Linked DNA regions of Mus musculus: regions 1, 2, 3 and 5 are each linked to region 4. The links are chromatin loops, found by intact Hi-C in ENCODE. Cell type or tissue: heart. All regions are shown on one strand. Region 1 holds the start of Brpf3 (bromodomain and PHD finger containing, 3). Region 2 has its middle 7.6 kb from the start of Mapk13. Region 3 overlaps Mapk13 (mitogen-activated protein kinase 13). Region 4 holds the start of Gm16191 (a long non-coding RNA gene). Region 5 overlaps Gm16196 (a long non-coding RNA gene).

Evidence for each region. A loop is a pair of places that touch in the nucleus more often than their neighbours do. Peaks named below come from ENCODE experiments on the same cell type or tissue, not always from the same donor. Only the 100,000 strongest peaks of a DNase experiment are listed, where the experiment ranks them.
Region 1: it touches region 4 in a loop (5-fold over the local background); 2 of 42 quality-filtered maps call a loop at or near these places.
Region 2: a loop joins it to region 4, with 9 times the contacts of the local background. A loop is called at or near these places in 16 of 42 quality-filtered maps.
Region 3: a loop joins it to region 4, with 2.7 times the contacts of the local background. A loop is called at or near these places in 15 of 42 quality-filtered maps.
Region 5: it touches region 4 in a loop (2.4-fold over the local background); 4 of 42 quality-filtered maps call a loop at or near these places.

What each region holds. Positions count from the first base shown.
Region 1 is chr17:28,797,937-28,802,936 of GRCm38, forward strand. It overlaps Brpf3 (bromodomain and PHD finger containing, 3), which reads left to right and starts at 3,190. Exons shown (of 13, transcript NM_001081315.1): 1 at 3,190-3,425. It overlaps Gm35883 (a long non-coding RNA gene), which reads right to left. Exons shown (of 4, transcript XR_003952337.1): 4 at 4,955-5,000. In heart, a CTCF peak has its summit at 2,928 (motif pointing left); DNase peaks (open chromatin) are centred at 3,065 and 3,715; H3K4me3 peaks cover 3,230 bases; H3K27ac peaks cover 2,808 bases.
Region 2 is chr17:28,759,252-28,764,251 of GRCm38, forward strand. No RefSeq gene overlaps it. Among named protein-coding and RNA genes, the nearest start is that of Mapk13, 7.6 kb to the right of the region's middle. In heart, no CTCF peak of the experiment used is centred here; a DNase peak (open chromatin) is centred at 2,820.
Region 3 is chr17:28,774,315-28,779,314 of GRCm38, forward strand. Mapk13 (mitogen-activated protein kinase 13) reads left to right here. Exons shown (of 12, transcript NM_011950.2): 4 at 940-1,048; 5 at 1,240-1,269; 6 at 1,821-1,868; 7 at 1,988-2,102; 8 at 2,188-2,259; 9 at 3,168-3,247; 10 at 3,409-3,487; 11 at 3,763-3,939; 12 at 4,114-4,390. The coding sequence ends at 4,196. Among named protein-coding and RNA genes, the nearest start is that of Mapk13, 7.5 kb to the left of the region's middle. In heart, a CTCF peak has its summit at 2,674 (motif pointing right); a DNase peak (open chromatin) is centred at 3,077; H3K27me3 peaks cover 558 bases.
Region 4 is chr17:28,924,434-28,929,433 of GRCm38, forward strand. It overlaps Gm16191 (a long non-coding RNA gene), which reads left to right and starts at 834. Exons shown (of 3, transcript XR_876713.1): 1 at 834-1,133. In heart, a CTCF peak has its summit at 3,060 (motif pointing left); DNase peaks (open chromatin) are centred at 2,148, 2,958 and 3,758; H3K27ac peaks cover 349 bases.
Region 5 is chr17:29,019,422-29,024,421 of GRCm38, forward strand. All of the region lies in intron 1 of Gm16196 (a long non-coding RNA gene), which reads right to left. Among named protein-coding and RNA genes, the nearest start is that of Gm16196, 11 kb to the right of the region's middle. In heart, CTCF peaks have their summits at 1,250 (motif pointing left) and 2,986 (motif pointing left); DNase peaks (open chromatin) are centred at 170 and 3,100; H3K4me3 peaks cover 313 bases.

The sequences.
Region 1 (5,000 bases), 130 kb before region 4:
ACTGATTGGTGTTTTGTCTTCATCTGTGTCTGTGAGGGCCAGATCCCCTGAACCTGGAGCTACAGACAATTAATTGTAAGTGGGTGCCCTGAACCACTGAGCCATTTCTGCAGCCACCTCTCTTTTAAATAGTAAAACACTCTCCTTTATAAATAAATTAAGTTTTTCCTGAGTCTTAAAACAAGCCTTGGTGGGGATGGTGAGATGGCTCAGTGGGTAAAGGTACGTGATACCAAGGCTTGAGACCTGAATTAAAGCCTTCACACTCACAAGGTAGGCAACTGAGGCCTGGAAGTTGCCCTTTGACCTATACCCATGGGCACTGTTGAGTACAATAAATAAATAAATAAATAAATAAATAAATAAATAAATAAATTCATGAATAAATTCAAAACATGAAGTAAAAATTGTAGATTGGAAAGACTTAGAATGTGCATTAAGGGAGCTTAGGGTCTCAGAGAAAAAAGTATGTGTTTTTCTTGTTGTGTCTACTCTGATCTCAGCCCTAGTGTGTATGTTCCTAAGTGAACACGTGTTCCCATGGTCAAGGTTAAGGAGCAGAAAGGGGATCAGGGAAGGCTAAAGGTTCAGTGTTAAGGAAGGACAAATACAGATGAAGGAGAGAAGTCAGAAAGACTATACACCGCTAACTGCTTTTCATAAAAGAGTTTCAGCTCGTTTATGGATTTTTCCCTTTTTCTTGTAGTGGAAAATATATTTGACACTGATTGTGTAAAATCCACTGTGAAGCCCCACAGCTCTGGGGTAGCTATTCTAGCTTTAAGAGTCCACCATCTCAGTGAACTTTGGGTCTGGTTAATTTGGTGTGTGTGTGTGTTCACTATGAAGTTTTGTTTTGTTTTATTGGGACAGCCTCTCTCCGTGTGGTGCTGGCTGGCCTGGAACTTGCTATGTACACTAAGATGGTCTGGAACTTACAGAGATCTGCCTCCTGTGTGCTAGGATTAAACGCATGGGTAGAGCTCGTGATAGTTTTAATGAAAAAGAAGAAAAATAATCAAACAAATATTTAGAGTCAAAGGCAGAGTCCTTGTTTTGTTGTACTTAATTTCGCACTGCTTAATGGACAGGCCAGGGACTGATGACTTCAAACTCTTTAAAATAGCTGAAGATTAAGGCGAATTAAATGCAGTGCCTCTGGGATGTCTGATCCAAATTTGTTTTTAATGACATAATTGTCACATATTACATCTGAGATTACATCCCAGTGAACTGGCTATCTGTGAGGTTATGCTACAGAAAACGAATTTCCCGTGTCAAAAGGAAAACAAGGGCGGCGCTAATGTTTTAAGGGCGAGGGTGAAGAGGGGGAGAAAATTTTGTTGAGCCCAGTCTCATAAAGTGACCAGGAATGGCTGGTGACAAGAGGAGGCTGACATGTGCTCTCAATGGATCTTAAATCACTGCAAGGACAAGCTGCGACATCTTCTCAGGGTTTTTATTTGCCTAATTTAGAGGGTAGAGGTCCTTCCCAATCATGCAAATCAGGTCATGCCCAGAAGCAACCGCGAAGAATAAAAGATAAGGAGACACAAGTCCTATGTAAATGTTTATATTTCATTGTAAAAGAACAAGACGTGAAATTCCTATTTGTTCCTCAATTTTTTTAAAGCTAAAAGTAATTGCAATATTTTCTTCCTCTAGGGCCTTCCCTTCCACAATTAATCTTTCCACACCTTCCCTCCTGTGATTATTCCCCCAAGCTTTAACAACAGTTGACTAATTCACAGCATTTCTGCTTCAAAGCTTTCAAAACACTGTGGGGTGGGGGTGCTGGCGGAGGCGATTGCTTGGCTCCACAAGCCACGCCCTTTCCTTCTTAAAAATTGGTTATTTTTGCAGTATGTTATTACCATCTATCAAGAACACACTCCTGTAAGGAAACCCAACTTCCATGCTTCACTCAACTGGTAAATTCTCAACTCTTAGGATGCTGAACACCTATACTTCAATGTAAATAAAAACACAAGGTTTGGGCCGTGAGAAATGTTTATTCTCTACTCTTTCAACTGTAGTACCCAGGTCCTGGATACCAGAGCCAATCGAGCAATTGAAAGTCTCACCAGCCGTTCGTGTAGAGGAAACGCTTTCAAAATATATCATTCATCTTCATCTTCGATAGCAGTTTATCCATATATCCTTTATAAGCATCATTAAGTATTGGTGCTTAAGATCTCTGTCACGAGGTAAGCTTTCAAATTTATAGGTACATGCGCTCGTGGAGGGGCAAAGGGACCTTTTCTTCTATTTATTTTTTCTTTTATTAGAACAAAAGGCAGCTTGAGTACACTTCAAAGTCTGGGAGTTGCTGTTTGACAGGCAGGCTGCCTTTGAGAAAGCCGTTCAGTGCATTAAATTAACCGACTCCTGGCCAAATCAAATTCAAGGGGAAAAGTATTTCCCATGCCTAGAGTGACAAACGGAATTACGAGGCACGCTTAAGCAGACTGTCAAACTTTTATGTTTACTTAAAAAAAAAAAAACTCCACACAGATGGAAAAGTCTGGTCCGTGGCAGCCTTGTGTGCCAGGAGAGGCTCACCTGTACACACACCACAGGCACGGGTCTTTCCCGGGCTGTCCGCACTGGGGGAGGGGATGGGTGGACATCGCTAGACCTTTGTCCCGGGGGCCTGGGGAGGGACGACTTTCTGGAGGCTTCGCAGCCACCTGCACTCTGGGAAGCCACACACAGTGTGGCCCTCCGGGGTCGTCCTGGGGCGAGCTTTGTGGGTGGGTGGGAGCATGGGCGTTCCCACCTCGGGGGCGGCGGGTGGCCCCACGCTCTGGCTGGGATGGGGTGAGCCACCGCTCCGTGGATTCAGAGTGGGAACCCCGACTAGATCAGCTCTGGGACAGGCCCAGGGTGAAGCGGCCCCGCCGCGTCCGCACCGCCACCGTGAGGCCGTGCCGGGGACGGTGCCCCGTGGAGGTGGCGCTGCCGCTTCGCGCTCATCTCCCCGCCCGTCTCCCCGCCGCCGCTGCCGCCGCGCCGGGCTGGGCTCGGGCGGGGGCATCCGCTCCGGTCTCCCCGCGCTTTCGCGCTCCCGCTTCGCGTGCGGCGGCTCGATCCGGGGAGGGAGTGAGGGAAGGGGTGGAGGTGGCGGGGGGAGGCCGAGGGGCGGATCCTGCCTGGGGGCTGATCCCTCCCTCCCCTCGGCCGGGCTCCGTGGCGGGCGGCAGCGGTGGTGGCGGCGGTGGCTCCATTCCCCCTCCTCCCCCGGGAGAGGCGGCCGGGCCCGGGGAGACGGAGCGGAGGGCCGGAGCGGGAGGAGGCCGCGCTCCCTCAGCCGGGCCGCGCACGGAGCTGCTCGCTCGCCCGGCCCGCTCGCCCGGCCGCTCACCCGGCCGGCCGCGCTCGCGCTCAGGGGGCCCCCGAAGCTAGGGGCCCGGCCGGCGGCTGAGGTAAAATGGGGGCGGCGGCGGCGGGGCCGGAGCGAGCGGGGGCGGCGGGGGCCGGCGGGGAGCGAGCGCTGCGCGCGAGGGGGCGGCCGGGGCGCACAGGGGTGTCCCGATGGGGCGTGGGGGTGACGCGCGACCTCTCCCCCGGAGCGAGGGCGGCGACGAGGCCGGGAAAAGCGCGCGGAAGGGAGCTGCAAAGCGAGGACCCCCTCCCGCACCCGCCATCTTGTTTCTCCCCGGTCCTGGCAGCCAAACGGCTAAGCCCCGCCCTCCCCGTGCTCCCCTATTGGCCTGGCTAGACCAGAGTCCCGCCTTCAGGGGCCGCCCTCGGCGCACGGGTTCCCCCTTGACGGGCAGGTTGGGCGGCCAATAAGTGCTTGCATCTCCGCGTCCTCCCCCCCCCTCCCCACCCCTCCGCCGTTCGCTGGCGCTCGCTTTCTCTGTGAGGGTCGGACTCTGCGTCTATCTGTGGTGCGCCTACCCTCTGGGTTGTTTTTTTTAGGGGGAGATATTTCTCTTTTTTCTCCTTCGGGGGGTGTCGTGAAGATTCCACTGGAAGAGGAGTCCCTTTAAAGGGACAGAGACCTTGTCTGGAGTCTTACCTGGTCTCATGAGTCCCTTGTGTGGCGTGCAGGGCGGGTTCCGTCCAATTGTTGAAACTCCTCATTCGGGGGCCAGGGTGAGGTGGTCGAGTTGGGGATCCCGGGTCGCTAAGAACGTCTCTGAAGGGGGCTGTTGGGGGTACTCGGCAGTGTGTGTATGGGAAGAGTTGTGTACGTGAGGAAACTCCCGCCAAAAAAAAAATACCAACCCTGGTCTAGTTGTTAGCTCCTTGTAGGCGAAACTCTTGGTTTCCCCTGGCAGTAGCCCAGCTGGGTCCCATGGGTTTGCCCCCTGTGATCGCATCGCGGGAGCCCCGAATGGGGATGGAGACGACTTCTGAGACTACAGGATGGGGTTCTTGTAGATTCTTCAAAATCGATACTGAAGTGTGTGTTTCCTCTCCAGAGGCTGCTTGCCTTTGGAGAATTGGGGAATGGAATCTGTTGGCTGGGACTACTTTTGAGACCTTGAGGTTGGTACGGGATCTCGTGCCCTCAGGGCTTCGGGTTGAACAGAAGTGCGGTAAAGGTCCTTTAGCTCCAAATGGTGGTGTATGCCTGCCTCAGGTTGCTCCACAGCCAGGTTAACTTAAGTCACACCTTGGGACTGAGAGGCCTTTACACTGTGGTTGTCAATGGTGACTTATTGATCATCCTTAAGAAGTAGATATTTCTGCCCTTGCTTTTATTACATTTTTATTTTTTTTAAATTTTATGTGCCTGGGCATGTTGCCTGATATATGCCGGGTTCCCCAAGAATTCAGAAGAGGGCTTCCAATACCCTGGAACTGGAGTTACTGGAGTTGTGATCCACAGTGTGGGTGCTAGGCATCCTCTTAAATGCTGTTATTTTTCCAGCATGCATATATATATATAATTATTATTATTAAACAATATGTGTATTGGTGTTTTGCCTAGGAATTGAACCTGGGTCCTCTGGAAGAACAGCCAGTGCTCTCAACTGTGCTGAGCCATC
Region 2 (5,000 bases), 170 kb before region 4:
ATCCAAGATTATGAAACCAGGTGGAATCTTCTGGAAAGTGAGCACAGAGCCAAATCAAGTCAGGGGAGCTACTTTTAGAAGGGAGCAGGTTGGCCCTTCCAAGTGTCATCTGATGTGGCTGAGCAGGGGAAGAGGGACGGACTCTGTGCAAGAATGGCTGGACCTAGACCCTGACTGAGTACGGACTATTGTGTGGTTATGAGCTCTTCCAGAGGACCTGGATTCAAATCTCAGTACCCCATTGGGTGGCTCACAACTAATTCCAACTTCGGAGAATCCAGCACTCTCCTCTGTGGGGACACACTCCAAGCAGTGGTGGTGTACTAACACTTGGGCTGGAGAGATGGCTCAGTGTTTGGGATCTCTGACTGCTCTTCCAAAGGTCCTGAGTTCAATTTCCAGCAACCACATGGTGGCTCACAACCATCTGTAATGGGATCTGATGCCTTCTTCTGGTGTGTCTGAGGACAGCTATAGTGTACTCATATGCATTAAATAAATAGATAAATAAATCTTTTTTAAAAATCCTAGCACTCAAGAGGGAGAGGCAGGTGGATCTCTGTGTGTCTGAGGTCAGCCTGGTCTACAGAGTGAGTTCCAGGACAGCCAGGGCTACACAGAGAAACCCTGTCTCGAAAACAAAACAAAACAAAACAAAACAAAACAAAACAAAAAAAAAAAATAGCCGGGCGGTGGTGGCACACGCCTTTAATCCCAGCACTTGGGAGGCAGAGGCAGGTGGATTTCTGAGTTTTAGGCCAGCCTGGTCTACAAAGTGAGTTCCAGGACAGCCAGGGCTATACAGGGAAACCCTGTCTCGAAAAAAAAAAACCAAAAACAAAAAGAAAGGAAGGAAGGAAGGAAGGAAGAAGGAAGAGAGAAAGAAAGACAGAAAGGAAGGAAGGAAGGAAGGAAGGAAGGAAGGAAGGAAGGAAGGAAGGAAGGAAGGAAGAGAAAAGAAAGAAAAATGCAGGATATGTGCAGATGCCAGAAGAAGCAGGAGGTGTCAGATATCCTGGAGCTGGAGTTACAGGTGACTGTGAGCCACCTCCCCTAGGTGCTTGGAACCAACCTTGGGTCCTCTGGATGAGCAACACGTGCCCTTAACTGATAAGTCATCTCTGCAGCCTCTACAACATCTTAAAACTAGAATACCTTTTTCCTTTACTCATTGACAATTTCATATATATGTATGCATATGTGTGTATTAATATATGTGTGTACATATAATATATATTGTCACCTAGCATATATAATATTTTAATATAATATTGTATATTATATTATCATATAATTAATATATTTTCTTATAAATATATATTATATAAAACCATATTACATTACAATATATTTTATGTAATATTATATACAGATGTATATACATATATGTATGTGTATATACATATATGTATGTGTATATGTATACATGTATATGTGTATATATAAATATGTGTATATGTATATATTAAAAAGCCGATGTGGACAGAGAGGCTGTCTGAACTACTGACTTGAATTCAGAGCTTTAATCGGGTTCACAGCTGCTAGACAGGGCCCACTAGGCCTCTGTGACCCCGACAGGTGACAGATATTTACACAGAAGGAGCAGAACAGCCAGACTTAGTAACCTCTGTCCTGGAAATGCATGTTGTCTCTGAGGTGACTGGCAGGGCACTCGGGAGTGTGGGCAGGGTCATGACCCCATCTACATAGCTAGCAGGTCATTTGAGCTGGCACAGCCCCAGACAGGAAGGTAAGCTGGCCTGCACATCAGGTACAAAATGACAGCCACTCGGTGGTACCAAGAGCTCCTGAGAGGCAGCCCCACCCACACCTGCAGTCTTTCCACCACCAACAGGTGCTGCTGGGTTCTGGGTATTGGCATCAAAGACCTGACCCTAGAACAAAATGTTCTAGTCTAGAGGAACAGTCAACACGTTAGCAAGAGACAGACGGGTTTGAGGACAGAGAGGATGGGCGAGGCTGGTGGAACGCAGCTCTGTCCAGTTCTGCAGGGAAGGGAGAGATTACTGCAAGCAAGGCTGGAAACTCCAAGGGCCAGGGTCAACCATCACAACCTCCTCTGACCCTGGCCACGTGGGTGGTGCTGTCCTCATGAACAGCTGACAAAGCTCAGAGATGTTCTCCTATCTTCTCAAGATCACACAGCCATAAATGGTAAGATTGAAATTCAGCTGTGCCCTGGTCCTTGGCTACCTTGACACTGGCTTACAGAAGTGCAAAGGACTTCTTTTCAGGGCAAAGTGGGTGCCATGAGGCCCGGGGATTCAGTGGGGCATGTGGAGCAGGCAGGGTGGTCAGCAGGAAGAATTCTGCTGTAAGATTGCCTTTGAAAGATTCCTAAGTCTGGAGAAATGGCTCAGTGGTTAAGAGCACCGGTTGCTCTTCCAGAGGTCCTGAGTTCAAGTCCCAGCAACCACATGGTGGCTCACAACCATCTGTAATGGGACCTGATGCCCTCTTCTGGTGTGTCTGAAGACAGCTACAGTATACTTATATACATAAAATAAATAAATAATTCTTTTTAAAAAATTATATATTGAGCAGCCATGGGGAACAAGCATGGTCCCTGGAAACAACAGTGACAAAGACAGTGCCCAGACACTCAAAGTCATTGAGGACAGGGGACACAGTGATTTTCACAGGGGACAAAGCTGGTAAAAAAGGCAAGGTTAGACCTGTTTGAGACCACCTCTTCCTTCCCAGGACTGGAAAGTTGACCAAGGAGGAGTCCTGAGGGGAGACTGTTGAGATGAACCTCACAGACTACATGGTCCTTACTGCTTTTTGCCACCAGGGGGCGACACAGCCAAGCAGGCTGGGCAGGGCTTCCTTTTTTTCTTTACCCTCCACTCCCTGTGACTTTACATCTGACTCAATAGCCCAGTTGTTCAACATCAGCGATTTCCATTGCTGTAGCTGTGTGCCTGGTTCCCATCTGTTCCCCCACTAAAATGTTTTATCCCTGCACTCAGATCGGATCCACTACAAAACAGACCCTCAGAAAACTAGTGGGATTTTTGTTGTTGTTGTTGTTTTCGAGAAAGGGTTTCTCTGTATAGCCCTGGCTGTCCTGGAACTCACACTGTAGACCAGGCTGGCCTAGAACTCAGAAATCCACCTGCCTCTGCCTCCCAAGTGCTGGGATTAAAGGCGTGCGCCACCACCGCCCGGCTGGGATTTTTTTTTAAGTGCTTGTGTGTGCATGTGTATGTGTATACCTGTGTTTAGACCAGAAGTCAATGCCTTCTTCAACTCATCTCCACTTTTTTGCTTTGTTTTGTTTTTTTCTGGCCCCACTGGCGCTGGCCCCACTTGCTCTGGTCATATTTATTTCATATATGTGGGCACACTGTCATTGTCTTCAGACACAGCAGAAGAGGGCATCAAATCCCATTACAGATGGTTGTGAGCCACCATGCAGTTGCTTGGAATTGAACTCAGGACCTCTGGAAGAGCAGTTGGTGCTCTTAACCGCTGAGCCATCTCTCCAGCTCCCTGGTTTTGTTTTTTTGGGACAGGGTTTCTCTGTGTAGCCCTGGCTGTCCTAGAACTCACCCTGAACCAGGCTAGCCTCGAACTCAGAAATCTGCCTGCCTCTGACTCCCAAGTGCTGGGATCAAAGGCATGCGCCACCACAGCTGGCTTCACCTTATTTATTTATTTATTTATTTATTTTGTAATAGCATTTCTTTTATATGTGTGTGTGTGCACATGTTCCTCTTGGCTGTATGTGTACCACACACGTGCATGTGCCCATGAAGGCTGCATGAGGGGTGAGATGCATTAGAGCTGAAGTATGTTTGATACGGAAGCTAAGGACTGAACCTAGGTCCCCTGCAAGAAAAAAATGCTCTTAGCTGATCACTGAGCCATCTCTCCAGCGCCTTTTTGTAATTTAAAAAGAGTTACATTCATTTGTGGGTCTGTCTCTGTGTCTGTCTGTGGCAGAGATGCTTGTGACACCGTGTAGAAGCCAGAGGACATTCTTTGAGAGTTGGTTCTCTTCTCTCCCTGTGTGGTTCTCGAGACCCAGCTCCTATCGGAGCCTTTATTGCTGAGATATCGTTATTTATACAAGGTCTCTCACTGAACCTGGTACTCCAGAGTTGGGTCAGACTGGCTGGCCAAGCCCCAGAGAACCTCCTCAGGGCTGGGATTCCAGGGGTGTGCCTTCATAGTTGGCTTTCCTATGTGGGTGCCAGGTCCCCATGCTTGAGTGGCAGGCACATTACCCACAGAGCCACCTCCACAGCAACTCAGAAAACAGGTGTTGAATGAGTGTGTGAGCAGGTCCTCCCATGGGGTTTGGTTCTTGCGTTTAACTCATTGTGAATTAGAAGAGCCCAAAGGGCTGGACCAAACTGCAGCTGCCGCCTGTCCCCCGGAGGGAGCATCTGATGGGTACTTACTGTGCACGTGTACCAAGTTCAGCACTTCTCACATTGTCTCATTCACTGTTATTCTCTGGGAAGAGAACTGGCTTCTGTAAACCCACCCTCAAATGACCTAACCCAGCCCATACCTCCCCCGTAACCTCCTATTCCAGAGCCCACTGGTGTATGCCCTCTCCCCCCCAGTGAGCAGTAAGCTCACCTGTTGACAGCAGTATTGAAAGTCCCCCTCGATTGGCTTCGTGTGATAACCTAGTGTGCCTATACTTGGAATGACATATTCTTTCTTTCTTTCTTTTTTTTTTTCTTTCTTTCTTTCTTTCTTTTCTTTTCTTTTCTTTCTTTTTCGAGACAGGGTTTCTCTGTGTAGCCCTGGCTGTCCTGGAACTCACTCTGTAGACCAGGCTGGCCTCGAACTCAGAAATCCACCTGCCTCTGCCTCCCAAGTGCTGGGATTAAAGGCATGTGCCACCACTGCCTGGCTTACATTTTTTAAGTTTATTTTATTTATGTGAGTACACTGTAGCTATCTTCAGACACACCAGAAGAGGGCATCAGATCCCATTACAGATGGTTGTGAGCCACCAT
Region 3 (5,000 bases), 150 kb before region 4:
GGTCAACCTCTGATGTTGTTATTCCTTAAGTGCTATCTACCTTGATTGTTTTTCTTATGATTGTAGTTGTGTGTATGTGTGCGCGCACGTGTGTGTGTGTGTGTGTGTGTGTGTGTGTGTGTTTGTGTGTGTGTCCCTGCATGAGTTTTGTGCACCATATGTATGCAGTGCCCACAGCAGCCAGAAGAGGGCACCAGATCCTCTGGAACTGGAGTTACAGGTGAGCCTCAAGATTTGGATGCTCGGAGCCGGGCGTGGTGGCACACGCCTTTAATCCCAGCACTTGGGAGGCAGAGGCAGGCGGATTTCTGAGTTCGAGGCCAGCTTGGTCTACAAAGTGAGTTCCAGGACAGCCAGAGCTACACAGAGAAACCCTGTCTCAAAAAACCAAAAAAAAAAAAAAAAAAAAAAAAAAAAAAAGATTTGGATGCTCGGAACTGAACCAGAGTCCTCTGAAAGATTAAAGCCATCTCTTAGTCCCCTTCCATTTTTTTTTTTTTTTTTGAGGCAAGGCCTCTCACTGACTTGCCAACTAAACTAGGCTTGCTGGCTAATGAGCCCTGGGGACCCTTCTGTCTCCTCCCTACCAGCACTGGGGTTACAGCTGAACTCCAATACACCCAGCTTTTATACGTGGGTGCTAAGGGTTGAACTCCAGACCTCCTCATGCATCTGAGCACTGTGTCAGCTGACCCAGCTCTCCAGCCCCGGGACTCACTATGTAGCCCAGGCTGGGTTTAACACGTTGCAATCTCTAAGTGCTGGGATTACAGGCATGAACTATGACACCTGAGTCGTCTTCTGCCTTCTTGCCTGGTGTTGTCTTCAAGGTTACTGTTGTGCCCGACTTCTGTCCCCACCCCACCCTGACCTCTCTGAGGTCACACCTGGGCCTGTGGGAGGCTGGGAACTGTGCTAAAAAACACTCCTGCCTTCCAGCTACCTGGTGATGCCCTTCATGCAGACAGACCTACAGAAGATCATGGGGATGGAATTCAGCGAGGATAAGGTCCAGTACTTGGTGTACCAGATGCTCAAAGGTCTAAAGGTGGGTGGAGCCTACATGGTAGCCAAGGCAACTTCCTTGTTGAGAGCCAGCCCGCTGTTGTGGGGCAGAGGAGGGTTCTCGATGCTGGTGTGGAAGCTGACGTCTCTGATTCACATCTCTCTCTCTCTCTCATTCTCTCTCTCTCTCTCTCTCTCTCTCCCTCCCTCCCTCCCTCCCTCCCTCCCTTTCAGTACATCCACTCCGCTGGCATCGTCCACAGGGTGAGTGCTTTCTCTATCATGGTTCCGGGGAATGAGTTTTGGGGTAGGAACAGGGTACTCTGGTGGCCAAGGGATTGGGAGTGACAGTTCTCAGGAGACAGAGGCTGTGAGTGTTTCAGCCGTGAGAGGGCTGATGTAGAATGTTGAGAGAATGGCTGTGTTGAGAAGTTGGGGAGATGTTTGTGATTGTAGGTGTGTGTGTGTGTGCGCGCGTGCGTGCTGCCCCCAAAACCCCTAGCTGGCACTTCAGGCTCTAAGGACAGGAACATGGTGGAAAAGGATGTGTAGCCCAATGTCATTTTACAGATGAGGAAACTGAGGCCTGAAAGAGAAGTGAGCTGGCCCAGCTCCTGTTGCAGTGTAGTGAAGGATGTGTGTATGTGTGTACACGCGAGTTTGTGTATGCACTCATGTGCGTGTGTGTGTGCGTGCATGTACCCATGTGTTTATGTGTATGCACTTGTGTGTGTGTGTGTGCACGTATGACAGATCTGACACCACCTGCTGGCTCCGCCTCAGTCTGATGTTCCCTTTCCGTCGTCCCCTCCCAGGACCTGAAACCGGGCAACCTGGCTGTGAATGAAGACTGTGAGCTGAAGGTGGGTCACAGCAGGCCCACCAAGGATGGGGAGGTGGATAGAATTGTGGGAGGTAGGCTCTGTCCCTCAGAACCCCTTTCCTCAGACAGCTTGTTATCCCTGTGTCCCTTGAGCCATAGATCCTGGACTTTGGGCTGGCCCGCCACACAGACACTGAGATGACGGGCTATGTGGTGACCCGCTGGTACCGGGCCCCCGAGGTGATCCTCAGCTGGATGCATTACAACCAGACAGGTCAGTGCTTGGCTGCCCTGGCAGCCCTGGTGACCTACACTGGAGGTCTCCAGACAGTTCAGACAACACTTTTCTTTCCTTCCAGTCGACATCTGGTCTGTTGGTTGCATCATGGCAGAAATGCTGACTGGAAAGACACTCTTCAAGGGCAAGGACTGTATCCTTGAAGAATTATTCATTATACGTAGTTTTATTTTTTCGACAGTAGTCCTGGCTGGCCTAGAACTTGTGATGTAGTTCAAGCTCGTCTCTGCCTCCTGAATGCTAGGGTTAAAGGTGTGCACTGCCACACCTGACTTAGTGAGTGTCATTGTGAAACGGGGTCTCCTGTGTGTGTCCCAGAGAGCATCTCAAGCTCATGACGTAGCCAAAGATGACCTTGAACTGCTCCCTTTCTTCCTGACACCTCCCAAGTGCTAGGGTCACAAACGTGTCACTATGCCGGGGATAGAACCCAGGATTTCATGCTTGCTAGGCAAGCACTCTATCCTCTGGAGGCCCAGCCCCTAGAATGGTTTTAAAGATTTATTTTTATTTATGTGTATGTCTGTGTGAGTGCATGGCGTGTGTGCAGGTGCTCTGAGAGGCCAGAAGAGGGCACCAGATCCCCTGGAGTGGGAGTCACAGGGTTTTTTATTTTTGTTTTTTGTTTTTTAAGCACTGGGGCATGGGAACTGAACTTGGGTCCTCTGGAAAAGCATCAAGCACTCTCCAGCCCCTGGAGCAGTTTGAAATGCAGATAATCAAAAGATAATGAGTCCTTTCTGCCCCCACCTCTGCTAGGGAACCCTCAGGAGCCAGGCAGGGGCAGCCCACTCAGCTCAGAATGAAGAAGAACCAGGGGAGGGGAATTAGGCGTCGTAGGTCTAAGTAGCCTCCTTCTGACCTGGGCTGTCTGTCGGGAAGCCCTCCAGGGACCTGCTCCAACCGTGCCAAGAGCCTGCCGTGGTTAGGTGGGGCTGGAGCCAGGAGTGTCTGCCAGGCTGGCTAGAGCCAGGCTAGAGGCAGGGCAGGCAAGCTCAGAACACCGCAGAGAGCAAGGCTGTGCCTTAACTGGCTGCCAAGACCTGGACCAGCTGACCCAGATCCTGAAAGTGACTGGGGTGCCAGGTGCCGAGTTCGTGCAGAAGCTGAAAGACAAGGCGGTGAGTGGCTCTGACTGGCTCTGACTGGCACCTTCTTATGGGCTCCCTCTGCCCTGGCAGACCCTCTTTTCCTCATCTTATCCTGGACTTTCGACAGGGAAGTCATACTTTCTCCCCTAAGGCCAGAACCTGAAGACATTCCATATTTTTCTGTCTTCCAGGCCAAATCCTATATTCAGTCCCTGCCCCAGAGCCCCAAGAAGGATTTCACACAGCTCTTCCCACGCGCCAGTCCGCAAGGTGAGTCCTGGCTGCGATCCCCAGAGTGCTTGCAGCCCTTCCTAGCAGCCCTCTGTCCCATGCCAGGTGTAAGGCTCACCAGGTGCGGGGCTCACTAGGTGCAAGGCTCACCAGGTGCAATGCTCACCGGGTGCAAGGCTCACCAGGTCTGGGGCTCACCAGGTGCAAGGCTCACCAGGTCTGGGGCTCACCAGGTGCAAGGCTCACCGGGTGCAAGGCTCACCAGGTGCAAGGCTCACCGGGTGCAAGGCTCACCATGTGGTCTGTCCCCGCAGCTGCAGACCTGCTCGACAAGATGCTGGAGCTGGATGTGGACAAGCGTCTGACCGCTGCTCAGGCACTGGCTCACCCCTTCTTTGAACCCTTCCGGGACCCTGAGGAGGAGACAGAGGCCCAGCAGCCTTTTGATGATGCCTTAGAACATGAGAAACTCAGCGTGGACGAATGGAAACGTAAGAGATGTTCCCATCTTCCCTCTGCCTGCCCACCCTCCAGGCCTAAGGGGACACACCTGTCCCTGGTAGCTGTCCATCTCCTGTGGGGTTTTCTCCTTGAGCTGGTTTCTACTCTACTATCTGAGGGTGAACTCTCCCAGGCCCATCCTAAAGCGCAGTTACTTTCCACAGAACACATCTACAAAGAGATCTCAAACTTCAGTCCCATAGCCCGGAAGGACTCACGGCGACGAAGTGGCATGAAGCTGCAGTGATTGATGGCTGGCCTCCATGTAGCCCAGGTTGGCCTCCATGTAGCCCAGGCTGGCCTTGAGTCTTCCTCCTCTCCTTTTTTGAGACAGGATCTTACTGTGTAGCCCTGGAGCCCTGGCTAGACCTGCAACTCAAGAGATCCACCCACCTCTGTTACCTGGGTGGTGGGATTAAAGGCATGCACCACTGCGCCCAGCTCAATGCCCCTTTTCTGTTGGTTTTGAGATAGCATCTCTCAAACTCAGGCACTTCAGCACTAGGAAGTCTTGTGGTCTGCAGAAGCTTTCCAGATAAAGTCACATCCTGAGGTTCAGGGGGTTGTGAACTGGGGTGGGGGGTGGCTGGGGACAATAACTTGCTACTGATGGTGCAAAGGAGGCCACTCCTGGACCCCTTGTTCTGTTCTCTGCCCTGTTAGGGAGCCAAGTATGTTAGATCCCAGGGGTTGCAGCGCAGCAGGCTGTTGCTGGCAGGTATTTTGGATGCCTGATAAGCAATGGAGACAGGAGACCAGGGCGGGTCAGTGAGTGCAGCAGCAGACATGGGTTCTTCCTGGCTAAGGTTGCAGACCTCTGTTCTTTCCAAGTTCTTTCCAGTGCTCTGCACTGAGAAGAAGCACCTCAGAGTCAGACGGCAGTGGCAGCCTGACTCCTCCTTCTGCTTTGGTAGAACGAGTTCAGATACCCAGGCTTGTTTGGGTTTCTGCCTTGGGTTTCTGACATCTGGTATCATGTGCACCTTAAGGGAGGAACCTGATTTCAATAACACACAGTGTATCTGAGGGGCCAAAGTAGAACCCTTCTGCT
Region 4 (5,000 bases):
CTGAGTCTTAACGAAAGACTGTGGCCAACCTGTGGGAGCCATTAAAGAGAAACTAGGGATGAGAGATACTTTGGCCAGGGTAGTGCCTGTCAGAAGCCAGAGGGAACTCAGGCCATCCATAGAGGAGCTCCAAGCTGAATGAAGAGGGTAGTGTCCATAGAGGTAGTAAGCCCACTCAGAAGGAAGGCCCTTGGTGTGTCACACGCCGACTTCTGGCCACAAGGATGGGCAGAGATGATGGAGCCACTCAAGCGACCCAGTCCTCAGAGGGTCTCTTACCTCAGCTGCTGGCTAACGGCAGCCCTGAGTGAACTTCAGGAGGTTTAGAGACAGCGTTAGGTGAGATAGTGGCTGTGGCTTCAGCTGAGGTGGCCTTGAGGTGACAGTGTGGAAATGGGGTCCTGGGGTGCACATGTCTCCCTGTCTGCAGAGCGAGGTGGATGAATGATGTCAGAGATACCTCCCTGCTCAACGTAAAGGCACCGTAGCCCAGGCTAGCCTGGAACTTGCCTTGTAATGGAGGATTTCCTTGAACTTGGTGACCCTTCTGTCTCTGTCTTGCATGCTGGGATGGCAGATTCATACCTCTATGCCTGGCTCCCTGCGCACTAGGTAAGAACTCTACCAGCTGGGCTACATATCCAGCCCAGTTTCTCCGTTTGACCTCCTGCCCAGGGCTGGCTCAGGTCAGACTTGTTGTCAAAGTCCTTTCTCTCTTTGTGTGACTGATATGACCCGAGTCTGTGAGTCACCATCTGCCATGAAAATGTGATCTTGATGCAAATCACTTTCAAGTTCAAACACATTGGGGTAGGCGTGGTCTGTTCTGAAGTTTGCAAGGGGTCCGGCTCAAGGATGCCGGATCCCTTGAGTTCCAGTGGTGGCTCTGATCTTCCCCCTATCAGGGAACCCTGGATGCTGGGGGTGGGGGGAAGGGTGTTTATAAGCTAGACAAGGCTTTCTGGTGATTCACACGCCACATGCCAGCCACAGCAACTCTCCACCTCAGAGCTCTGACGGATACTTGAAGCTACCTCAGCCTGAGAACCTGAACTTGGCCTTACTGAGAAATGGCACTTGCTCAGACCTGCTGGGAATTCAAGGGTCACAACAGTAGCCAGGGGACTTTCCAGGTACTGCTCCTCCCCCCTGCCCCCCCCTCAGTGTTTCCTGAATTGGAACATAAGAGTTGAGTTAATGAACTGAGAAACTTCCACTGTCTATTTATCCATGTCCTGTGCAGGAGACAGACAGGTCCTGGTGAGTTACACACCTTGCCCAGGTTTTGGAAACTCTCTCTGTATGTAGTACAGGCTGGTTTCAGATATGCAACCCATCTGCCTCTGTCTCTCAAGTGCTGTTTTTATAGGTCCAGATATGCAGGACCCTTCAAGGTGCTTTTTGATCTTCGCCTGTTAGCTTGTGATTTCGCCCTGGAGAGGGGAGGGGAGACATGTCCATGGACAATGGTCTCCTCCTCCCAGGCTTTCTGACCACAGTGTACACTCAGTAGGACCACATTTGACTGGTTGCTATGGAAACAAACAATAGCATCTGTCACTGGGGGGGTGGGGACCACAGACCAAGTGAAAGGGGATAGAGGCTGCAGGAAGAGTTGGTGCTGGTGACATTTTTACAGAGCTTCACGCCTCTTAGGATACAAGGTACACACGTGACTGGCTCTGACACTTGGCTCTGTGGCGTTTCTTTCTTAGTGCTCCTGTTACAATCTGAACTTGATTCTTCCTTCCTTCTTGGTGGCCTCTCTAGTCCCCACTTTCTCTATTTCTCTCTGCTGTTATCGTTTTTTGAAATAGGGACTCCATATGCAGCACAAGCTGGCCTGGAACTTTTGAGCCCCTTGCCTCAGACTCCCCAGTGCCGGATGCCCTCTGTGTCCTCACCATCTAGATCATTGCCCAGTGTACGACAGATGCCCGGGAAATACTCATTACATAAATGAACATGTCGTTTCTGGATGTTTCTCTTCTGCCTCATATGACCAGCAGAGTTGCTGACAGAGGGGGCACAGAAGTTTCCGACATGCGTCTATCTCTCACCTCACCCACTAAGCTTCCGGTCACCGAGCCGACCCTCCTGGGCCTGGAAGCCCTCCTTTGGTGAACAAAAGTAGGCCGTCATACTAACACAAAGGACCTGTGCGCCTCCTGGTGGACGTACCTTTAAACTGCAGGACTTTCCTTGAAGAGTCGCCTGGGACCTGAGAGTCGGTCCCCAATCCCATTTCCTGGCATCCTATGGAGGCCTCAGAGGGGTGTTGCTTACTGGCTCGCTCAGTCGGCTTTTCTATATAACCCAGGACCACCTCCTACATCAATCATCAATCAAGAAACATTCCCGAAGCTGGGCGTGGTGCTGCACGCCTTTAATCCCAGCACTCGGGAGGCAGAGGCAGGTGGCTCTCTGAGTTCGAGGTCAGCCTGGTCTACAAAGTGAGTTCCAGGACAGCCAGGGCTACACAGAGAAACCCTGTCCAAAAAAAAAAATCCAGAATTCTCGCTACAGAGCTGGCTAGCAAGACTGGTTGGATCAGCAAGGTCTAGGTTAAGTGGGAGCTCAGCCTCAAGGTCTAAGGTGAAACGTGACACCCAAGGCCCCACCTTAGGCGTCCACATGCATGCACAGGCACACACATGAATGTGTACCTGCATGGGTAGGAGACCCACACATATACAAACACGGGTACTGTGTCCAAGCACATACGCACACAGGCACACACACACACATATGCACAGTACGCACATATGCACACTCAGAAACATAAGCTGTTACGGTAGTGCTTGCTTGCCTTGAAGCTCAGTACTTGAGAGGCAGAAACAGGGTTGCTGCAAGTTTGAGGCCAGTCTAGGCTACACAGTGAGTGCTAGGCCAGCCAAGCCGACATATGGAGTTGCTGTCTATAAATAAGTAGATAAAGGGTGGGAGAGGCGGCTCCTCAACTGAGCGTTTCCTGCTCTTTCATCCCAGCACCCATTGTTCCCACCCACAACAGCCTGTAACGCTGCCTTCAGATTCCAATGCGCCCTCTACTGGCTCCTGCAGTCACTGCACCCGTGTGCACACAAGTATTTTCAAACAAAATGAGATCTTCTAAAATCAATAAGGTTGATGATAGGTCTCTTGTGTTTGGAAGGAGAGGGCCACCGAGAACGTTTGTCCCTCCTCCCTGATGGAAACTGCTGACAACTTGCAGGAGTTGGTTCTTTCCCGTCTTGTGGGTCCTAGGGACTGAAGTTGGTTTCCTCTGCTCTCTGAGCCATCTTGTTGGCCCCCATGCCACCACCTATTTTTGAAATAAGAAACTAGACTAGCCTTGGACTGCAACTCTCCTGCCTCAGTCTCCCAGATGCTGGAATAATAGCCCGAGAAACCATACCCAGCTCGACCTTTAGTGGGTTTTACAGCATAATTTGAGCATTGGCCAGTTCGAAGCTCTTCCATGCACATCTCTGTGTGTATACCCGTGGAGCCGCCCCAGGGACCAGACTCTAGAAATTTCCAGAACCCAGAAAATTTTTGTGTCTGACATACACGCATACACACACACACACACACACACACACACACACACACACATAAATAAATAAGGAACGTGCCTGCCTGCTCAGCTGTCAGGGATATGAATTATTACCCATGTCTTGGTCACCCATGAGGACAATGACAACAATCACCTATCGAGGTCACATGGGGTTGTCACGAGCTGCTGTGACACCGTTCATTTAAAGAGCATTGTCCGGCATCAAGATGCTTTCCAAGATAAACAGTCTAGCCAATGCTTGTAAATGCCTGGCAGGAGCCCAGCGCACAGAGGACACAGCCAATGGCGGTGTGGCAGGTGTCTGCTCCCCTAACTTGTTACAGCAGGAAACATGGGTTCCCCAGAGTTAAACTCCACCACTACCCGCCGGGGTTCACCCCACACCAGCCCTGTGACAGTGACAGTTTTTTTTTTTTCTCTCTCTCTCTGAAAAATTCTTCTGCATTCTACCTTCCATCCCTGGAATATACTTTCCTATTGTCCTTTCTGTTGTTAAAGACTGATTTTTTTTTAAACCATTATAATTTTCTGTGTGTGTAAGCACATGTGTGTTCTTGCAGGCGTCTTTGGAGGCTGAGATGGTGCATACCCTGCAGCTAGAATCACAGGGCCCTCGCGAGCCGCCCAGTGTGGGCTCTGGTCCTCTAGAGCAGCTCACACTTTCACCACGGAGCCAGCTCCCCTGCCCCCTTTCTCTTTTTTGAGATGGAATCTCACGTAGCCCAGGTTAGCCTTGAACCTGCTGCCTGCCAAGGGCATATGTCTGAAACAGATGAACAAACACCTTTGTGTCTCTCCCATGTCAGGATCTGTTGGGTAACACTGAATCTACAAGCTTAGCAGTTTGTCAGCATCCATTTGCCAGGTAATCCTGTTTCCCTTGATGGCTCGTGCCACAGTGTCTAGAGGGCAGAAGAAGATTTTTGTGAGTCCTCTCTCACCCCTCCTGGGATTGAACCCGCGGCTTCAGGCTTGGTGGCAAGCACCTTTCACCCTAGAGACATCTTCACCCCTATTACATTTTTTTTCTTTTTTTAAGATAGGGCCTAGAATTCACCATGTATTCCTGGCTGGCCTGGAACTCACTATGTAGCCCAGGCTGGCCTTGAGCTCACAAAATTTCACCTGCCTCTGCCTCCCAAGTTCTAGAATTCACTGCATGAGTCACCATGTCCAACCCTTACTTCAATCTTTTTTTTTTGTTTGTTTGTTTTTTCGAAACAGTGTTTCTCTGTGTAGCTCTGGCTGTCCTGGAACTCACTTTGTAGACCAGGCTGGCCTCGAACTCAGAAATCTGCCTGCCTCTGCCTCTGCCTCCTGAGTGCTGGGATTAAAGGCATGTGCCACCACGTCCGGCCCCTTACTTCAATCTTAACAACTAATATTAATCCTCAGACCCCCCCCCATTCCATATCCTACAGCAGCGATCTGAGTGTATATG
Region 5 (5,000 bases), 95 kb after region 4:
CCTCTTAATCTTAGTGAGTTGGCTGAGATGAAACACCTGATCCACGCGTGTCCTCTTGGCACCTGGCTGTTTCTAAGCTTTTCGTCTTTCTTTGGTTTTTGCCAGCCTTTCTCAACCATCTCAGGTCCATTGCACCCTACACCAATAGCGATCCTGAAGAAGTCAGAGTCAGAGAGCCACCCCTCCCCAGCTGCCGGCTACATACAGATGCTCTCACCCACTTAACTCTGCTCCTCCCATCCAGGAGGATTTCTCAGCCTGGGTTTTGGTTTCTTGTTTCCTGGCTCTTCAGGGGCTCCACCGTCCCTGGATTTCCTGGCCTCCCTCCTTCTTCCTGTCAGAAAGTCTTCAGGGGCTCCAGTCTTAAAAGCCTCTTTCCCTAGTGGCTACTATCTTCCCTTTCTCCTCTGTTCATGGCCATTTAGCATCTTTAAGCCTCTCTTTTTCTTCTTAGTTTCTTGAGACAAGATCTCTGGCTGGCCCAGAACTCACTATGAGGCCGAGGCTGGCCTTGAACTCACAGATCTACCTGCCTCTGCCTCCTAAGTGCTGGGATCAAACGTGTGCACCACCACAGCTGGTTTTTATCCCTCTCCTAATGTTCCAGCCTCCAATTGTTCTCAACAAGTCAGAATCAAAACCCTCCATGGAAGCTAATGGAATCCTCTTACATTTGCTTGCCCTACCTGAGCAGGCGCGGCGCTCATCTTCCTCGTGACCATGTTTTATAACTGGTTCTGGAAGGCTCAGCTGGTAATTGCTAACTGAGGGACCAGGTTTTCTTTCCACTGAAAAACACCTAGTTATCTCTAATTTACCCTTCTCCACCCAGCAGATCAGTCTACACAGGCCTCTGGTGCCTTAGCAATGATCACAGATTGCAATTAGACCCGCTGGGGTCAATCTACACTCCCAGGCTACTCCTTGGGTTGTTCTGAATGCCTTGGGGCTTCTGTGGTGACTTTCTGCTCCTCTGCTCTGCAGGTTTGTTTACAGTGTACTGAGAGCTCCCAAGATTGTGTGTGTGTGTGTGTGTGTGTGTGTGTGTGTGTGTGTGTTAGAGGGACCCAGAATGTCCCCCTTCTTATCTTTTTTTTCTAGTTGTCTTTCCAGACATTGCCAAATTTGATCTTCAGAAATGCTGAGAGAGCAGCAATGCTGTGGCTGTAGATGGCTGAGGTCCTGGGGCTGACCACATACACTAGGGCCACCAAAAATAGGCAGCAGTTTCTGAGTGTCCAGCACCCTCTACTGGAGATTGAACCTAGGGACTTGTACATGACAGGCAAACACTCTGCTGTTTCCCTGAGCTTGTTTTTAATATATTTATTTACAGGGCAGGGGAGATGGCCCAGCAGTTAAGAGTATACACTGCTACTCTTTCAGAGGACCTGTGATGGTTTGTCTATGCTTGGCCCAGGGAGTGGCCCTATTAAGAGGTGTAGCCTTGTTGGAGTAGGTGTGTCATTGTAGGTGTGGGCTTAAGACCCTCACCCTAGATGCCTGGAAGCCAGTCTTCCACTAGCAGCCTTCAGATGAAGATGTAGAACTCTCAGCTCCTCCTGCACCATGCCTGCCTGGATGCTGCCATGTCCCTGCCTTGATGATTATCGACTGAACCTCCAAACCTGTAAGCCAGCCCCAATTAAATGTCTTTTATAAGACTTGCATTGGTCGTGGTGCCTGTTCACAGCAGTAAAACCCTAACTAAGACAGAACCCAAGTTCAATTCCAAGCACCCATGGCAGGTGGCTCCCAACCGCCAGAAACTCCAGCTCCTGGGTCCCCGTACTCACATGCACACACTTATGCTCAGATGCACACATAAATTAAAATAATAAAATTAAACCTTAAAAAGGAACTTATAGCCGGGCGTGGTGGCGCACGCCATTAATCCCAGCATTTGGGAGGCAGAGGCAGGTGGATTTCTGAGTTCGAGGCTAGCCTGGTCTACAAAGTGAGTTCCAGGACAGCCAGGGCTACACAGAGAAATCCTGTCTCAAACAAACAAAAGTTCCAGAATAGCAGATCGTCCTGACACAGCCCCAGGGACACTGAGAAGCTAGGGAAATGTGGGTTTGAAGACCACAGGAAAACCCCAAACTATCTGTCACCCATAGGAGGCAACTAGTTGTCACAGGAAAAAGTCAGAAGAGGGCCTATGTCCTTTTGAGCCTCACGAGGAGGAGGAATTTCTGAGTGAAACAAGGAAACTCGGGAGCCGTGGGAGACAGAAGCATGTGAGTCATGTGTAATATTAACAAAAATAAGATGCACCCTACTGCCTGGATGCGGCTAGCAACCCAGCGGATAACCACCCACAGGGGCCCCTTCAACTATCTAATTAGCCTAATTACCATCTAGCATCTTTTGACCTTCCTTGCCCTCTCGGATTCTCATTTATTATTTCTTCTGTAAATAATACAGTACAGTGTTCCCAAACAAAAGCCCACAGATAACTGGGAGGGGAGAAGCCACAGGTTTGAGAACGATTATCATGCTTGCTTGTGAATTTAGTTGCTTCCTGCCTCCCTTTAAATCAGAAACAGGGGAGCAGAGGCAGGTGGCTCACTGTGAGTTCCAGGCCAGCCAGAGATAAGCAGTGGGACACCTTCTCTAAATAAATAAATAAATAAATAAATAAATAAATAAATAAACCAACCTCCTTGCTGGGGTGGATGTGACGATCCAGGCCTGAAGCCCAGCACTCAGGAGGTAGAGGCAGGAGGATCAGAAGTTCAAGGTTGTTGTCAGCTACCTAGTAAGTTTGAGGCTGTCCCAGAATTCTTAGGACTCTGTTTTTTCTTTGTTGCTTTTGTTGTTGTTGTTGCTGCTGCTGCTGTTTTGTTGTTTTGTTTTCCTTTTTCTTTTTTTGTTTAAAATGCTACCTCACTTTTCATCATCTCAGTGCCTGGGAAGACTGCGGGGAGGGTGTGGAAGAGGAAGGAGGCCAACTGTACCTCCGGGTCCGCAGCTGCTGCTGCCTCCCAGTGGCCTGCGGCTCTCACATCATCCCTCCAGACTACACAGACCACAGGAGCAAAGAGGGAGGAAGAGTTACCCTGCCAGGGTGGGGAGTATTTACCTGAGGAGAGCGCCCTGGTAATCTGCCCATCTTTGGCCGCTTGAGAAAAAAGGTTAACCGCCTTCTCTCCCATTGGGTCCACAGAGCACATCTGGCGCGGGGCGGGTGGTCCCTGTGGACAGCTCTCTGAGTGCTTCCCCTTTATTCTTGGCGGTCCGCTCTCCGGAGAAAGAGGTTCAGGGAAACCAAAATAATGAGACTCTAGGGAGAGCCGAGTTTCGGGGTAAACTCATAAACAACCTGAGAACAAAATCCTTTTTCTATGTACCTGTTTCTTCTGCTGCTGCTTGTTTTTTGTTGTTGTTGTTTTTGTTTTGTTTTGTTTTTGTTTTTGAGACAGGATCCCTCTATATAGCTCTGACTGTCCTGGAACTCACTATGTAGACCAGGCTGGCCTTGAACTCAGAGATACACACCTGCCTCTGCCTCTTCTGCCTCTGAGTGCTGGGATTAAAGGAGTCCCCTGCACCCCTCTATCCCTCATGTTTTTAAGTCTCTTCCGTTTTGTTTTGCTTTGCTTTGTTTTTTCGAGACAGTGTTTCTCTGTATAGCTCTGGCTGTCCTGGAACTCACTCTGTAGACCAGGCTGGCCTCGAACTCAGAAATCCGCCTGCCTCTGCCTCCCAAGTGCTAGGATTAAAGGCATGCCACCACCTCCCGGTCGCTTCCTATCATTTTAAATTCAGGTCTCACTATATAGCTCTGGTTGCCCTGGAATTCTTTATGTAAACCAGAGATCCACCGGCTTCACCCTTGCTGTGCTGGGATTACTGGTGTGTGCCACTTCAGTCAGCTTTAGTCTTCTACACACCGTAAAAAGACAGGAATTGTGAGTTGGTAACATTTATGTGTAGGTGGGTGCTTGAGTGTGTGGCCATATGTACACAGGAGGCCAGAGAACACTGGGTGCCCTGTCCTATAGTTCTCTACCTTATTCTCTTGAGTCAAGGCCTCTCACCGAACCCAGAGCTGCCAGGCTTGCAAACCAGGAGGCTCCTGATGTGTGCCCCTAGTCGGAGGTCACACTAGGCTTTTACATGAGAGGTAGGGAAATGACCTCAAGTCTCCGTGCTTTGGAAGCAGGTGTCCTTACCCACTGCACCATCTTCCCCGCCCTGTTACCCACCCCTAATTAAAGAGATTAAACAACCCACCACCACTGGAGCTGGTGGCTGTGAGCAGCCAGATGTGGGTGCTGGGAACAAAACTCGGGTCCTCTGCAAAAGCAGCAAGCGCTCTTAACAGCTGAGCCATCCCTCTGGGCCCTTCATTCTTTCTCTCTCGATTAAGAAAATTACATTTGGGCTGGTGAGATGGCTCAGTGGGTAAGAGCACCCGACTGCTCTTCCGAAGGTCAGGAGTTCAAATCCCAGCAACCACATGGTGGCTCACAACCATCCGTAACGAGATCTGACGCCCTCTTCTGGAGTGTCTGAGGACAGCTATAGTGTACTTACATATAATAAATGAATAAAAAAAAAAAAAAAAGTCATTTAAAAAAAATAAAAAATAAAAAAATAAAAAATAAATAAAAATAAAAAAAAAAAAAAGAAAATTACATTTACGGCATGTGTTTGTGTGTGGGTGCGTGTGTCCCAGGACCCATTGTGGGATTTGGCTGGTTTTCTCCTTCAACCATATGGGGCATGGGGTTGAATTCCGGTTGCTAGGTTTGGCCCCAGTGCCTCTATTGGCTGAGCCATCTCTAGGGGTTGCATTGTGGCCCAACCCGCCTTGGACCCAGCTTTACAACCAAGGGTGATTGGTTGAACTTCTTGACCAAGTGATGGGCTCACACGTGCACGCGTGGTTCATGCCATCTAGACTTCAAACCAACTGCCTGGTGCATGCCTGGCAGGCGCCCCACCAACAAACTCCACCCCGGCCCCAGTTTTAGGGGCACAGGGATGGCTTG